Regions from separate parts of the Homo sapiens genome. Here region 1 is linked to region 2. The links are chromatin contacts, found by Hi-C or POLR2A ChIA-PET in ENCODE. All regions are on one chromosome and are shown on one strand. The core of a region is the stretch at or near the end of the contact, and the rest is flanking DNA. Distances in the headings are between cores, read along the strand shown. Region 1 overlaps TNFRSF8 (TNF receptor superfamily member 8). Region 2 holds the start of PLOD1 (procollagen-lysine,2-oxoglutarate 5-dioxygenase 1).

Evidence for each region. Hi-C counts contacts between places; a loop is a spot of excess contacts on that map. ChIA-PET counts read pairs that join two places held with the same protein, here RNA polymerase II (POLR2A). Pooled maps may share reads with other maps.
Region 1: a pooled map shows a loop between it and region 2 (2.3-fold over the local background). The contact joins the enhancer-like site here to the promoter of PLOD1 in region 2. A Hi-C loop is called at or near these places in 1 of 37 single-sample maps with no recorded cell type and 4 of 50 pooled maps. POLR2A ChIA-PET finds 5 or more read pairs at or near these places in 2 of 52 experiments (activated B cell and naive thymus-derived CD8-positive, alpha-beta T cell).

Annotation. Positions count from the first base shown.
Region 1 is chr1:12,142,306-12,145,269 of GRCh38, reverse strand. TNFRSF8 (TNF receptor superfamily member 8) reads right to left here. Exons shown (of 15, transcript NM_001243.5): 15 at 1,063-2,964. The coding sequence ends at 2,739. Among named protein-coding and RNA genes, the nearest start is that of MIR7846, 23 kb to the left of the region's middle. RefSeq lists an enhancer at 1-71. Within about 2 kb of position 1,454, at least 23 of the 41 ENCODE cell types and tissues checked have a DNase peak (open chromatin) inside an H3K27ac peak, as active enhancers do.
Region 2 is chr1:11,932,993-11,936,010 of GRCh38, reverse strand. PLOD1 (procollagen-lysine,2-oxoglutarate 5-dioxygenase 1) reads right to left here and starts at 1,294. Exons shown (of 19, transcript NM_000302.4): 1 at 1,156-1,294. The coding sequence starts at 1,231. RefSeq lists a silencer at 1,016-1,485 and enhancers at 662-1,585, 1,706-1,755, 1,586-2,511.

The sequences.
Region 1 (2,964 bases), core at 205-2,704, 210 kb before region 2:
CCTGGCTCCTGGACTGAGTGCATGGCTGGTTCAATGGCTGGGCTGATGTGTGGGTGTGGGCTGGAGTCTTGGGGATGGGGTGGACAGGGTCTGTCTGTGGCTGTGGGTGTTCTCCACCTCGCACAGGAGACAGTCAGAGGAGGCCTCAGGCTGGCTGCCTGGGGTGGAGGCTGGCCCTAAAGTGCCACAAAGCTGTGCCCAGGGAGGCAGGCTGGGCTCCTCCCAGCTCAGACACTGAAGCCCAACACTCCCAGATACCTGTGGTCCTCACCCTGCCTCCCAGGGATCCCAGATACCTGTGGTCCTCCCCCTGCCTCCCAGGGCTTGGGCACTCACGCTGTTCCTTGGAGAATCCCTTCTCCAAAGCTATGGGGCTGCCCGGCCCAGCCCAGAGGGAGGAAGGCCATGGGGAGGCCCAGAAACCTTTCTTCGAATACCTAAAGGGAGCCTTGTGACAACAGTGGCATTTTTTTTTTTTTTTTTTTGAGACGGAGTCTCATTCTTGTCACCCAGGCTGGAGTGCAGTGGCACGATCTCGGCTCACTGCTGCAACCTCCACCTCCCAGGTTCAAGCGATTCTCCTGCCTCAGCCTCCTGAGTAGCTGGGATTACAGGTGCCCGCCACCACACCCGACTAATTTTTATATTTTTAGCAGAGACGGGGTTTTACCATGTTGGCCAGGCTAGTCTTGAACTCCTGACCTCAGGTGATCCACTCGCCTCGGCCTCCCAGTGTGCTGGGATTACAGGGGTGAGGCACCGCAACTGGCCGACAGTGGCTTTGAGTGTCCTCAAAGGGCAGCCTTTGGACCAGGGAGCGGCAATTACATGGAGAAAGAATTTGCCTCGAGTGATAAGGAAAATCTTCCAGCAACAAGAAGGACTGCCCCAGCAGGAAGTGGGCTCCCGGCCCCAGAAGTATCCAATCTACCAGAGACTGGCCACCTTAGTGCCTGGGGGTTCAGTGGGAATTCCTGCCCTGCTGGGAGACTCCCAAAGCCACTTCTGCTCAGGGGTTCTATTAATAACATACTCTCAATTTCGATGATCATGTCCTCAGCCTTACAGTTCTTTAAGGATTTTATGGATTTTTAGAGATTCAAAAGTTGTGTGAAGGGCCACTAGGTAAGGAAGTGCATTATTTTGTTGAAACATGTCAATCCCTCCCATCATGGGCGCCAGACTGCCCTGCCTGGCAGGCGTGTGCCTTCCAGCGTGCCTTACAGCTGCGGCTGTGGGTGATGCAGAGACACCCACTCCATCCTTGCACAAACACTGGGCAAACAGTGTCTGCCCACTTAAGCTTCTTCTGGCCAATGTCCAGGTTCTGGTGTAACCACCTCTCGCAAGGCCACGGCTTCTCCAACTTTCCCCAAAACATCTGAGCGGTTTCAGAAACTATCACTTCCTCCAGAGAGCACGTGGCTGCCCGATGAGTAAACAGCAGCCTTCCCGGGCCTGCCTCCAGGCGGTAAGTCCACGAGTCTCCAGGCTGCCCGCAACTCCAAGACTCATCCTTATCCATCACTCATTTGCATACACGTCTGAAGGCCCTAGGGAGTCAGCTGGCCAGCCGACCGGAAGTCAGGGCCACTACTCCTTAGCGTGAAATGTGAAAAACCCAAAATCCTGATGAAACCTCCAAACGGTCTTGTTTCCTATGGTCCAGAGTAAAGCAGATGCCTGGGTGAGGCCGTGGTGCCTCTCGACATCCACACCCCAAAGCGTGCAGAGCCGGAACCAGGTGGTGGGGTCGGTGCTAGTGGATTTGCAAGCAGGGCAGACCTAAGGAAGATGCTTCTTCATTTCCCAGGACAGAGTGGGTGGGGCCCACAGAGAGCGGTCAAGGACTCCAGGCAGGGCCCGAAGTTCCCCATGTTCACATGGGGAGGAAGTCCCTGGGCAAAGTAAAGCAGGTTCTCTGGGTTGGTGAGGGGCGGTCTGCAGCTGCTGAGGGCTGCAGACATCTGGGACCCGAGGCGCCTGCTGTGGCGGGGATTGGTGGGGACATTCTGAGATGAGTGACTTGATCCTGGGCCCTAGGCCCTGGGCCCACCGAGGGGGCTACAGGACAGGGAAGGTGGGCAGCACCAGGAGGGTCCCACAGTCCAGGCAGGGGCCCTCACACCAGTGCAGAGTACAGTGTGGCCGCTGCAGCAGAGACAGTGCCAGCTGACGACGCCCCATCCCTCGACTTCCCTTTTGACTCTGGAGAAACAACCACAGGCACTGGCTCCATGCCCACTGGGGGCCACATTTACAGTAACTGGGGGCATGCCGGAAGGGCCCAATGGGTGTCACCTCTGAGGTCCAGGGAGAGAGGAGAGTAGGGTTACAGGGGCCCCGGGAGCTGGCCTCACGACCTCTCCCTCGCTGGGCTGTGGGCCTGGTGGTTAAGGTCTGATGCCCAGGGCTCTGGGACCAATGCTGTTCTCGGCAGTGCCCATCCTGCCATCTGTTTGCTGCCTCAACCAACATCACTGCTGGGATCCAGTCCCCTTGGACTGTCTCTTCTGTACAAGCCCCGGATCCCCTAGGCTCTGGGTCAGGGGACAGCTAAGTTGGGGATGCAAGCAGAGACCACCAGACCCCTGCAGTGACCGGCCGGTCCACCACTAGATGCTGGAGCCTCAGTTCAGGCCAGATGGGCCTCTGCCCCCAACCTCGGTGCCAACAGTGCCATCCTGGCCTCCCAGAGGCCACCCTGCTGCCCTCCTAGCCCCAGCCCAGCCCAGGCCTCACTTTCCAGAGGCAGCTGTGGGCAAGGGGTCTTCTTTCCCTTCCTCTTCCACTGAGAGCATGACATCGCTGCAGCTGCCCAGAGGCGGTTCTGTCTCCTGCTCGGGGTAGTGGGGGGTATGGTCCGCCTCCAGCTCCTCCTCCAACTCGGGCTCTGCTGGCCCCGCCAGGCCCCGGCCCTCCGGCAGCTCAGCCTTCACGGTCCCCACGATCACGGTGTCAGCC
Region 2 (3,018 bases), core at 45-2,544:
CCAAAAATACAAAAATTAGCTGGGCATGGTGGCACATGTCTGTGATCCCACCTACCTGGGAGGCTGAGGTACAGGAGTCGCTTGAACCGGCCGGGCGCGATGGCTCACGCCTGTAATCCAAACATTTTGGGAGGCTGAGGCCAGCGGATCAAGAGGTCAGAAGTTCAAGACCAGCCTGGCCAGCATGGTGAAACCCCATCTCAACTAAAAATACAAAAATTAGCTAGGCATGGTGGCACGTGCCTGTAATCCCAGCTACTTGGGAGGCCGAGGCAGGAGAAACACTTGAACCTGGGAGGTGGAGGTTGCAGTGAGCTGAGATTGTGCCACTGCATTCCAGCCTGGGCGACAGAGCGAGACTCCATCTCAAAAAAAAAAAAAAGAATTGCTTTTACCTGGGAGGCAGAGGTTGCAGTAAGCCGAGATCGCATACTGCGTTCCAGCCTGGGCGACAGAGCAAGACTCTGTCTCAAAAATAAATAAATAACTAAATAAATAATACATTAAGTAAAATAAAAAAAATAAACTGCAGAGAGGAAGACCACCCTGGCAGGGGCTAAGCAGACCACAGGGGACATGGATGAAAGCACAAACTTATCCACAAAGTGAGCCACACCTTCTACCCCCATTCCTCCCCTGTCCCCCTCAAGACCCCTCATTCCCATGGTCATGAGGCCTCCTGGCTCTGGAACCAGACACCTGGGTGGGTGGGGTAAATCCTGGTTCCAAGGCCCACAAGTTGTATGATCTTGGGCAAGTGAATGAACTCTGGAGCCTCAGTTTGCCCAGCTGGAAAACGGGGATAATAGAAGGAAACACTTACCAGGGTAGCAATCATGCCTAACTGATGCCTGGCCCATAGTGAGCACTGGGCAGAATAGCCATTGTCGGTTATTATTATGAAAACTATTATTATTTGAGCCTTTCTGTGCTGAATGGGACTCAGCTGTCACCCTTTCCTTCCCGAAGCAGGAACCGCAGCCCCAAGAGGGGAAGTGATTTGTTCAAGTCACCAGCGATTAAGTGGACAAGGAGCCGGAACCCAGACTCCCTCTCCAGCCCAGGCCTCCCATTCAGGTCGTTCCCAGGGAGGCAGCCCGACACCAGCCCTCCCGCCCGGATCCGCGCTCCCGCCCCCGGCCTTCGCTCCCTCACCCTCCGGCTTGGCGTCGCCCTTCGCTTCGGCCAGCAGCAGCCAGCCCAGCAGGGCCAGTAGCAGCAGGGGCCGCATGGCCGAGGTATGGGGGACGATCGGCCGACCCGGCGGCGCTCGCAGGGCTGGAAACTTCGCGACGGGGCCGCAGGTCCCGCTGCCACGCACTGGGCCCGCCCCGGGGGCGGCACCACCCCGCCCCTCCACGCCCTCCCCCGCGCCTGCCTAGTGGGGAAGGGTTTTTCTGCAGATATGCCCAAGTCCGGGCCTCTCCTTATTAGGGCAGCTCCCTCCGCCTCTCTGTGCAGCTCCCGGGGCTTCCGTCAGGCCCTGCCGTCTCCCTCCCTTCTCTGGGGGGTTCACTCCGACCAGAAAGAGGGCGGTGAGAGGAGAGAGAGGCCACGATTTCTAGACCCCAGGTTCTGGGCCAAGGCTCCATGGCATCGATAGCCACGAGCCCCTGTTTGCTCGCCTGAAAAGTGGGGCTTATGATAGCGTCTGTTCATTGGGTCTTGCACGGGTTAATGGCGTTACCTGTAGCGCACTTAGAGCAGCCCCAGGTCAAGCCCCAAGGAAGTCAGTTTTCATGATTTCATTAGTCCTTCCCAAAACCCAAGGGGTGAGGGTGGGCACGGATGCGTTCAGAGACACGGACACCCCTACGTGGCCCACCCAGGCACTGGAAATGCAGGAAGCCCGTCTCCACTCTCCCCAAAAGGCAATCACTTGATCTCCCTTTGTGTCCCTGGGAGGCAAACCTCTGAGCCAAGGAAAGTCTTGCTTCTGAGGTTTTTTTGTTTTTTGTTTTTTTTTTTTCATTTTTTTGAGACAAGGTTGCTTTCAGTTGCCCAGGCTGGAGTGCAGTGGCGTGATCACCGCTTGCTGCAGCCTCGACCTCCCGGGCTCAAGCGATCCTCCCATCTCAGCCTCCCAAGTAGGTGGGATCACAGGCCTGAGCCACCATCCCTGGCTAATTTTTCTACCTTTTTTTTGAGACAGAGTTTCACTCTTGTTGCCCAGGCTGGAGTGCAACGGCGAGATCTGGGGTCACGGCAACCTCCGCCTCCCGGGTTCAAGCAATTCTCCTGCCTCAGCCTCCCGAGTAGCTGGGATTACAGGCATGTGCCACCATGCCCAGCTAATTTTGTATTTTTAGTAGAGGTGGGGTTTCTCCATGTTGGTCAGGCTGGTCTTGAACTCCCACCCTCAGATGATCCACCCGCCTTGGCCTCCCAAAGTGCTGGGATTACAGGCTGAGCCACCACACCCTAGAGAGATTAATTGTTAAATGAGTAAACGAATCGATGAAAGTTTTTAGGGCCTCTTCACAGATACCCAAAGCCCAACAAACAACTCAACGGTCTCTAGAGTAAGGGCTCCTGGACCAGATGTCAGACAGGGGCAGCCACCTCTGAACAAAAATCCTTCCTTCCTTGGAAGAAACCTCAGACAGAGGCCGGGCACGGTGGCTCACACCTGTAATCCCAGCACTTTGGGAGGCTGAGGCGAGCGGATCACAAGGTCAGGAGTTCAAGACCAGCTTGACCAACATGGTGAAACTCTGTCTCTACTAAAATACAAAAATTAGCCAGGCGTGGTGGCGCGCGCCTGTAATCCCAGCTACTCAGGAGGCTGAGGCAGTAGAATCACTTGAACCCAGGAGACTGAGTTTGCAGTGAGCCAAGATTGAACCACTGCACTCCAGCCTAGGCGACAGAGCGAAACTCTGTCTCAAAAAAAAAAAAAAAGAAAAAAAAGACCTTAGACAGGGACCCAGGAGCCTTCTCCCAGCTGATTAGGCTCCAGAGGAGTGGGTGGCAGGTGTAACCCTAGGCTGGCAGGGGGTTCCCTGCAGGGGGCAAAGG